2 separate regions of the Homo sapiens genome follow, and region 1 is linked to region 2. Evidence: read pairs that join two places in POLR2A ChIA-PET (ENCODE). Cell type or tissue: GM12878. All regions are shown on one strand. Links, peaks and the distances in the headings refer to the core of each region. The heading gives the core; the rest is flanking DNA. Region 1 has its middle 90 kb from the start of CMC1. Region 2 has its middle 56 kb from the start of LINC01967.

Evidence for each region. ChIA-PET counts read pairs that join two places held together with the same protein. Peaks named below come from ENCODE experiments on the same cell type or tissue, not always from the same donor. Only the 100,000 strongest peaks of a DNase experiment are listed, where the experiment ranks them.
Region 1: POLR2A ChIA-PET joins it to region 2 with 7 read pairs; 2 of 35 experiments call an interaction of 5 or more read pairs at or near these places.

The regions. Positions count from the first base shown.
Region 1 is chr3:28,148,556-28,153,950 of GRCh38, forward strand. No RefSeq gene overlaps it. Among named protein-coding and RNA genes, the nearest start is that of CMC1, 90 kb to the right of the region's middle. RefSeq lists a silencer at 3,203-3,272. In GM12878, for the core only: no CTCF peak of the experiment used is centred there; a DNase peak (open chromatin) is centred at 3,266.
Region 2 is chr3:28,082,012-28,087,406 of GRCh38, forward strand. No RefSeq gene overlaps it. Among named protein-coding and RNA genes, the nearest start is that of LINC01967, 56 kb to the left of the region's middle. In GM12878, for the core only: no CTCF peak of the experiment used is centred there; no DNase peak of the experiment used is centred there.

The sequences.
Region 1 (5,395 bases), core at 187-5,186, 67 kb after region 2:
TCACAGTTTAGTTGTTAACAATAATCATTTTTGATACAAAGGTAAACAGAAATACCAAAGAAGCATTTTTTGCATTACCAGGGCCTGATGGTGACTGCTTTGTTATATGTAATATTTGTGTTAAAATTGAAAAGCTGAATACTTATTAGATTCTGCAATTGAGAATATTACCAAAAACATGAATTTTGGTCCCACTTTTAAGCTATTATTCTATTGTGATAATTTGTTAGTCTAAATAAAGGTCTACATCTAAATCCCAGAAAATGATGGCCTAAACCTGGGCCCCTGTGCAATGGGAGTGATGTGTGAATCAAACACACTTATGAAACCCAAGTGTTCTCTGTATACTGAAGGGTACTAATGACTTTAATAAGACTGAAACGTTGTGCTTAAAGCAAACTGATTGACCTTGACAACAGAAGTGTAAACAAGAGTCTAATGAATATTAATTTTTCTTCTTTCCTGCATTAGCTGTAGCTGTTGACTGATTAGCTCTGACACCTACATGGTCAAATTAACAAGCACATTTGTAAGACATTTTCCATTGTTTATAATGTCAACAAAATTTCTGAACCTTGGTAGGTGACTATTAGTAAGTTATCATCATTTCTTAGAAATCTACCAGATTACATTTAAAACAATCGCATATTTTAGCTCCCATAATGTATAAGATGCATATTTTGAAATGGATGCATATAGTTCCAATAATTTATGATGGGATTTCAGAGGCTAAGCCAAAATGTAATAATTATTCCATTATTAGACTTACACATGAGCTGGATTAGTTATCAGCAGCATTGATGCAGGGCAGGTTTGATGTATCCTGAGCTACCATATTGAACTAAGTGCCATTTCCCATTGTGCCCTTGCCATCTGTATAATGACATCAAAGGAGAGAAGGCAGGAGCAGATGGCATCAATGGCATACAAGAGCAAAAGTCACACCCACAGCATGCTGCTGAGTAATGAAAGTGAGGTGATGTGCAGGCAGAGAGCAGACGGAAATTAAGAAAGGTCATGGTGGTGCTATGGACTGCTTAGCTCCTACCATCATTACAAGAGCAGCATGCTCCACTCATTCCTACCTTCCTTTTTATGAGAAATGCTCTTCTACCATTCCTAGCATGTGCTTCTAGCAGGGGTTGTCGTGTTTTACAGGACCCCCTTCTTTCTGGCCATAGTTGATTATCCAGGAGGTCAGACCCTGACCCCATTTGGACCCCTTTTGTCCAGAATTTGAACTAGGTAAAAAGAAGTATTCTCTCTTCAATTAAGGAGGGACACAAGATGAAAATGTGCGATCTGTCAGTAGTCATGTCTCCAGCCATGAGTAGAGACCCATTCATTCTACAGTGAGAATGACAAATGACATCACCATGAGGTGAAAAGCGAAGACAGGAAATATTTGAGGCTGGGTTTCAAAGAGTAAAAAATATCTGAAATGGAATAGAGATGGAACTCAGTTGAAACTGTTTCTATTGATCCCTGTTCATGCAAGTAAAGACATAAACTTTTACAGGCCATAGTGGAAATGTGTAAAAACTACAGCCTCCAACCTTGTCAGCAACAGTCAAGACTGGCCAGAGCAGCACCTAGATCATTTTCTTCCCCCTATCTAAACCTGTAAAATAGGCTGGGCCTTTTTATAGTTAGCCACTTTTCTCCCAACAAGGAAGACAATTTAGCTTATGCCCAACAATGCCTGACTGTCTTCAAATTTTACTTCATTCAGAAAACTGATTTGGGACTCTTGAAGTGTTTGATTAATACTCTAGATCTAGTAGAAGCAGACCACTACTATAAATAGATCCTTAGAGATCAAAACATTGGAATGGTTGGGTTCTCTGTTGTAAGCATAATGTGGGTTATCTCTGCAGAGGATTAGAGTTAGGGAGAGAGGTAGTAAGCAAGAGGGAATCTTCAGTGCATCTATATTGATTTCATTATTTTATAGTGATAACATTGTAATAATGATGTGTGAAGTTTCCTGGTAAATAATGTATATATATTACTTCATTATATTCTGGCAACAACCCCATAAGGCCAATACTAAAATCATCACCATTTTATAGATGAGGAAACTGGGCCACTGCCAGATGAACTTACTCAAGGTCATATGACTAATAATTGACAGATCCCAGGTGCTAACAAGATAATCTAGAGTCTGTGCCCTTAACTGCTATGTCCTACTATGTCTAACATGAAGGAAATTTATTCATGTATTAGTTTTGTTAATATCAAAGTAATAAAGGCTTTATATTTTTATAAGTTTGGAAACATGTACACCAAAATGTGAACAGTAGAAATCAATTTTTAAATATTAGGGATAATTGTTATTTTATTTATTATTTTAAAAATTGTTATTTATTCTTTCCAAATAGGTATGCTTTACTTCTGCAATAAGAAAAAATACCATAAGTTTTCATAGTAACACAATTCAAACCATCTTGTGAGACTTTCCACTCTGTCACAAGGGAACTCTAAAGTATGCAGCAGCTTCCTTTCCAACTGGTAATTGGGTCATTCTGTTCTATGCTGATTGGCAGCAAGAGTAAGATTTTGCAGAGATGTTGCACATGTTCTTTTTAACCCCTCTGGCACAGTGTGCTATTTGGGAAAATGTATGTTATACCAAATAAATATGAAGATAGATGTAACAAGGTTGGTTTGCAACTGATACCTGATTAATACTATAAAGTATGAGCCCTGAAAATTTTCTCATGGTACAGTGAATATAATATCTGTAATTTCTGTAATCTCTGTCTGGGAAAAGTCATGCCTAACAACTTGACTAATACGGAGTAGCAGCATGAAACTGAAAAGAACATGAGATTGGGAATTAGCAGACTGAGATTTATGGAGAATGGGTAATTTATCCTGTTAGAAAAGGTTTTAATTCCAACGGACCTTAAATTTTGTGACCTTGTGCAAGCCATTTAATCCTGTTGGCTCTTAGTTTTCTTGTAAATATTTAGTAGATTTTAATTTTAAAATTATAATATTCCATGATTATATGCTAATATATTTGGTCATGTCTGAGGAACTCACTGTTATACTTTTGATTAAAAGTGAAATTTCCTGATCATTCAAAAACTGAAATTTCCCATCTTTTGGACAGATGTATAACACTCCCTCAGGGAAACAGGCTGCTATAGTTACTTAAATGTGTTTTTTTTTTTTTATCTAAATGAAAGTCAAGTATACACATCTGAAAAGGCAGGGCTGGCTGGTGAAAGTAACCCATGAGACATGTGAGTTTCAGGCTTGTTATCAACAGCACAATGGATGCCAGCTTTCAGCTCACATAGAGTAAGCAGCATTTAATATTGATAGCTTCAAGTCAATGGTTTCTGACACAGATTCTAGCAGAAAAGAAAACAGACATGTATAAATATTAGTTTCTGCCTGAAGACAGTTTATTTAGTAATGGGATGGCCTATTTCTAAAAAACTTTATTTATCTCTCTAAAAAGAAAACTGAAAGTAAAAGGGATCAGTTCTCAAAACATGGAAATTGCTAATGAACACAGGGGAACTTGAGAGTAAAGGAAATGTTCTATTTCTTGATTATGGTGGTGGTTACATAAGTGTATACATTTGCCAAAACATTTAACTGTATAATTAAGGTGGCTGTATTTGATTATATCAATAAAGTTGATTTTTTAAAGAAACCTCATGGGTACATGTCAGCATATTCATATAGATTCCTTTTCATTTATTTGTGCTAAAGATAATCAAAAATCCCAAAATGCTTAACTTAAAATATGCCTACCTTTCAACTCAGAAATTTCAGCTCAATAAATTATCATTGTAACGAAACACTAACTGATGAGAACTAAAATTTATTTTCAAGGATGTTCCCTGCAATGCTGCTTATAATAGCAAAAAAAAAAAAAAGATACAATGTAAATTAACTATGGAGAATGGCAGCCGGGTGAATAATTAAGACCCCAGACACTGAAGCCAGGATCTTCAGTTCAAATCCTAACTGTTGCTTAGTAGCTGGAAACGTTAACAGTTTCTTAACATCTCTTGCCTTAGTTTCCACATTTCTAAAATGGGGTTAATAATGGTGCCTATTTAGCGGTATTATTATGAGGATTAAATAAGTTAATATTTGGAAAGTGCTTAAAACCATGCCTCACATATAATAAGTGCTGAATATGCATCATTAAAGTGAGCAGTGTTTTTCTTCTTAAAAAGCAGGGTTCTAGCCTTACAATAGTTAAATTTAATATAATTTCTTCCACTAGGTCTATGCTAACATAATAATCTTATACTAAGTGGATCTGAATTTTAAGAATAAAAATAATATGTTATTTTTATTAAATAACTTTTTTAATGAGTAGTACCTTAAGATTTGTGAAGATCTGATATGTGGAACTTTATTTAAGAGCAGTCTAAATGCTGTCTTCTTCAGAATAGTATGTATACTGTGCTATCTTTTTGTAAAAAAGGAGGAATATAAAGGTACTTGTGATTTTTTTAAATGAATGAGTAAACCGAAAATAAATATAAATGGTTATCTATCTATAAGGTGAGATGAAAGAGATGAAAGCTAAACTTTTCTGAAAGCAATTAGTTTTATACCTTTGTCTTTGGACTCATGTAAATGTTTTATATAACAAAAAAATTAACCTAACATTTAAAAAAATTTCTAAAAAATAAATAAAAATGAAACAAATCAATATAACTATGTAAGTTGTTGGCTTAACCACACAGATAGTAATTAGTCTAATGACTTTAATTATGTATATGCTTTATCTGTAACTATAAATCTATATATTTATAAGTATATTTACATATAATTAAAATAAACATTGATATATCACATGTATATTTAGTAACACATATTTAGTGGAATACTAAAGACAAAAACTATAAATAAATCAAACAATATTTAGTAATTATATTGCTGGTAATAATATTGGTATATAATTTTGAAGTTTTACATTGCTAGCATAAAGCAAAGAAATAATACATTTATGTCATTAATAACAGATTTTTCAGTATATGAGAAAGGAACTACAACTGTAAAATCAAATAAGTTAAATAAAAATTCTGAATTTATGTTGGAAATATTACTATGAACTCATGATGTAATTTTTTGAAAACGTAAATATTTTCTACTTCTGTCTGTTGGAAAGGCCTAGAAACAGTGACCAATCCTGTGGCAATGAGCACCTTTAGTGCTCAGATTATGGTTTCTAAAGACCACTTCCCATTGAAAGGAAACAGGGTTCCTTGGAGAAATGGCTGATTGTAGACATGAGTAAGTACAAAATGAGGCTCTTGTCATTCCAGAAAGCAAGGAATCCCATGAAGATATCAGAGGAGAGTCAAAAGGAACATAAAGCCAACTTGAAGGACTCCCTTAGGGCAAAGATGGACAAATT
Region 2 (5,395 bases), core at 74-5,073:
AGTCCTCTCACCCAGCTCACATCAGAGGAAGTATTACCAGATCTTACCTTTGCTTCAGGGATTTTCTTTCCTAAAAGACCAGGATTTAAGACAAAATGAGGAACTCATTACCTATGACCTTTCCCCCAAAACAGGGGTTTTTACTCCTACATTGCAGGCATGAGTCTGAGAACCCTTCACTCATTGTCCCCATCCTTTTCTCCTCTCTATCTTCTCAGACTCAGTTTTCATCTCCAGACACAGCCTTCATCACACCTATTTATTAATGCCAAGGATTCATACTCTGATTCAAGTAAAGACAGGAGGCAGGATCAATGTCTTAGTAAAATTCAGAAAAATGAAACTCCTCTTTTAAAATATGTTAGCACCTGGTTTCTCCCTAAATTACCCTAACACACAAATGTGTTGAGTATTAAAATAAAATCTTTATCCACTACAGGCTGGAAAGTGGAAAGTAACATTGAAGGGATGCCTAATGATTTGGAAAAAGAAAAAGATCCAGCTGCATTAGTGAAGAAATTATGAGGTGTCTATGACCAGAGAAACATGAAATGTGCTAATTGAATGCCCTCAGATGCCATTATCAGTGAGGCCCCTCCAGAGCCAGCAGCACAGGCTCATCTGAGCAGAAACCTGAGCTAACAGCAAAGAGAACTGTCTTGATGGCCTAAGTAGGGTTCTAGGGTGCATGAGTCAGCAGGCGAGCGTCCTTGTGCATGGGAGTTCATTAGGAATCTTCCATAATCAAGAGTGAAAATCACCTCTGGTTGAGTGTGCCATTATGTATTTGAAACCCAGAGAGAGGACAAGTTTTATTTTTAGAGAGAACAATAACAGCCATATTAGGAATACGTGCATGCACACATTGCAGTCATGTACACACGCACACACCCACACACACTCCAAATCACAACTCTTGTTACTCCAAATGTATTCCATGAACCAGTAGCATCAGCATCATCTGACCCCACCCTGTACCTACAGTTTACGCATCTGCATTTTAACAAGATGCTCAGGTCATTTGACGCACTTTAAAGTTCGAAAAGAATTACTATAGACCAGTGGTTCACAGCTTTGGCTGTGCACTAGAATCACTCAGGAATTTCAATATGCAGCAAATTTTGACAGCCAATGGTCTAAAATCAAAGATAAAATTATGCCCTCTCTTTTCCCTTCAAATTGAGCCCTTTCACCACTTTTAAAACAGGTCTTTGATGTGCAAGAGAAATGCTTTAACACTGCTATTGAAAGATAACTCTTAGACAAGATCAGGTGCATTCAGGGTGGTATGGCCATAGACAGCTAATGGCTCCTCTAAAGACTAACTTTATTCTCTTCTAGTAATTATGTCTTTAGCTATAAGCTTACTGAGAATACAAACCGTGACTTACTTTGTATAATATCAGATTTCAGGCAAACCAAAGGGCTTGGGCCAGCATCAATGCTTAACCAATGTTTGTAATTAATGATAAATTACTGATAATAAGTGAAAGCTCAGAATTCTGCCTTCTCTGTGCTATTCATTTTTTTGTACATTTCAATTATGGAAGACATTGTTAGGATTATATCTCTTCATAAATATTAGAAGCTCTTTGAAATGCAGGAACACATTACTTCTTCTCCCCCCCATCCAAATATATAATATATTAATAAATACAGAGCATATATTCAGTGACTCTAAATCTCATTTAATATCCTTAAGTTTTGATGAAACTAGAAGGCAGGATTTTTACATAAGAACATTTGAATTTTTGTAATTATGAAGCATGCATTACTGGGAGTTTGCTGCATTTTACATAAGAACTTTTTAATTAATGAGAATTCCTCAGGAATGAAAAAACAGCTGTCAATAATAATTTTCTTAAAACTAATGTCTTCTAAGATATGTCATAGATTTAGAATATATTCAACAGAGTACACTGCACTTTACTTTCTATAAATCTGTGCAGTGAGTTTCTGTGTTTGGAATGATTACACTAGACAAGGGGTTGGCAAATGTTTTCTGTAAAGGACCAGGTAGTAATTTTTTTTTCTTTGTTTCACCAGCCATGCAGCCTCTGTCACACCTATCTACTCTGATATTGAAAACAGCCGTAGACAATAAGTAAGCAAATTCTTGTACTTGTGTCCTAAAAAACATTATGAGAACAGGTGGATTTGGCCCACAGGATATAGTTTTTCAACCCCTACAGCTGGATTATGTTAAGAGGTAAATGTGGAGTAAATTATACTTACAAAGGCAAAATAAATTAGTTTTGGTAGAAACTAGAGTATAAACAACTGCCAAACAATGCAAACACACATACTTAGATACTATTTTCACAGAGAAAAGGAAACTATAAATCCTTACCAAATCTTTCAGAGCTAATGTGGGGGTGGAGAGTGAGAAAATGCTCTGTTAACTTGTAACCTTAAGAAATATATAATTAACCAGGACATGATATTACTCAAATAGTCATATTATTCACAATTTTCTGTAAAGATCGTAGCAACAAAAGACTGTAGGATGACTTCTTCTCCACTATGGAGAGAATCAAGTGATGACTTCAGTAAGTGAACTGGAAACATAACCCACCTTAGTTTTCCAGCGGAAGTAGGGCAACGAGAAAGTCAGCCAGGAGCTGATGGAAACACCTATAGTCAAAATAATGTCTGTTATACTGTAAAAGCTCTTAGTCTTTTGATTTGTGCATTGATCAAAGACCATTTCAGGGTTGAAACTGTTGAATCCTAAGTGGATAGGTAAAGAGCTTCAGGTTCCCTGGTAATTTGGAGATTCCTTCCCTCAGAGGACATAGTAATTAGCCAGGAGGATACTCAGCCAAACCTAGTATGCTATTGTGGGTCTCTTAACAATGTCTAACTCAATGGCCTTCACCACTCATGACACCAAATGCACACACAAGAAAATGGATTTCTCTAGCAAATAAGATGTTAAAATATTAGCTTGGTCTTAACAGATGGTCCTCCAAGTTTAATCTGGTTTGATAATTTCAGAAGACATAAATTTTTGTTTGATCAGAATTGATTATCAGAGCACACTCCTGGTTAAATATTCTGGATTTGAAAAAGAAATTTAGTTTCACTCAGGGGTTCAGCAAGCTGGTGTCTGGTTTGTTGTTGTGATGGTGGTAGTGGTTTTCTTGTGGGGTTCGGTTTAAGACCCACCTATTAAGCTCTTTACCATCTCCTTCTTTCTTCCTCATTCTAGAAGTATTTCTCCTCCAGAGCAGAAGGTGTTTAAACAACACGTGCTAATGAGCTAGAAAGAAGCATCTATTAATTTGGTAACGGACAAGCAGTAGTTACATATTTCGGCCTGAGAATTGGATGTTGCTTTAGAGGCGATGAAGAATCTCTAAGGAAGTTTCTTAGATTTAAACCTCCCTTACAATTTCTGGCTTCATGTTAAATATGTAACAGTTTCCCTCTCATACCATTTTGTGGAAATTGGTAATGTAGATGGCCATTTACAAAATGGGAACTGGGGTGAATACACACATGACTTTGCCTGGGACATCTCACATTTCTATGCCAATTATTTTATTAAATTCTCACAATATCCCTTGGAGAGTTTACCTTTGGTTTTCACTTTATAGATGAGGAAACTTAGTATAAGAGAACTGGAGTTACATGGATTGTAAATAGCAAAACCTAGATCTTAACCTATGAGAATGATTCTAAAAGAATGTTCAACCACAATGCTCCATTTCTCAATTAAAAGCTACAGTATACTGCAAAGTGCCAGGGAATTGTTCATCTCTTCTGTTTGGGAGAAATTGTATTTGGAGAGTAGGTAAGAGACAAAGTTAGAAAGAAAGGTGGAAGCTGCATAAATATAATTTTATAAGCAATATTAAAATTTCTACATCTTTATTCTCCTTAGTTGGCTTAGTCTGGGATATGACATGAAGTTAAAACGTGCATTTCTAGAGGGGGTTGTGCACATATGTATACATCCAGGTCTGTAGGTGAAGAAGAAACTGTGAAGAAACTAGCAAGAGACAAGGTGGTATTTGCCATTAAGTTTACAATGAGGACCGTAATGTGTTCCAGTTAATACCTGTTGTAGATCAAATACTATGTCTTCATTATTTTAGTGCCTTTTCCCCCTTTCACTCTCAAACATTTCCCAGTTTGGGCAATAAATTGTATTGCAGTCGTATCTATAATAAAATATTCAAATAATTTCATTTTTGTTTAAGTGCTTTTGAGGCTTTATTGAAATCTTAATGTATCCTTAAATATTTCTTGGAATATTTTATTTCTAGGAAAACAGACTTGATCATTCCTTCAGATATTTGTTGAAAGCACTGAAACAGCCACTGAAGGGTGGGAATGAATCCACAAATGAAGGTGACAGCCTATGAGCAAAAGCGATAATGACGAGATGATTATAACAGAGGTAGGTAGAGCCATTTCCGGAAAGAAGAGGTTTGATCAAGGATAGGAGCTTTGTCCTGGACATAAAATATGTGAACAAGAGTTTATGTGGTGGTCGTTGTAGCCGAAGAATATTGTAGAAAAACAAGTGAGCAAAAACATACAAGCCCTCAGCAAACTGAAGGCTATCATGGGCCAGAGTAAGGGGCCAGCTCTTTCTGCCTCCAACGCCGAGCGGCAAGAGGATAGAGAGAGGGGAAAAAAGCAGCAGGAACTTCTTTCAGTTTCTCTGGTCATACATAAGGACTCTCCTTTCTTGGAGTTTTGGATACCTGACCAGCCACCACTGCAATTGTCACCACCACTGCCATAGAATTTCCTGGGAGATAGAACAGTAGAAAACATAAATTCTCTTTGATCCCATGAGGCCCCCTTTCTCCTTCTTTAGACTAAAATTAAGTGGGTTTTCTTGGAGTTCATTTTGTCTGTACCTGATGTATAGTTCCTGTTTTCCAGCTGTCTCGGTCCTGCAGCAGGAGATGCCAGAGGGGAAAAGTGGTTCAGTAGTACTTCAGGTTCTGGTTTCTTTCGTTAATCTACCTGCTGCTACTTACTTTACAGGCTCCTCAGAGAAATGCTACATACATTCCATCCAGGGTTTTAACTTCCTTCATAGAGAGAGACAGAGTGGAATATGTTTACTCCACCTTGACTAGACATCCCAGAAAGGACGGGATATCCCAGAAAGGATGTCTTCATTACTGTAAGAAGATTGGCTTCATGACTAAAAGTATCCAGAAACTTTTTATCTGAAACTTGAGAAAGTCATTGGACCCATCTTAGATTTCACCCGAGAGCTGGGGGAGAAAAGAATAAAGTTGTTTTATGAAGTGTCTTTCAACTTAATGCTTCCATATGGTTAAATTTTTAAAAGGAATATTTACAAGTATTTCACCTTAGTAATCAATTCTACAGAGCCAGCAGGAAAAAAAAAAAGTCAGTCTGAAAATAC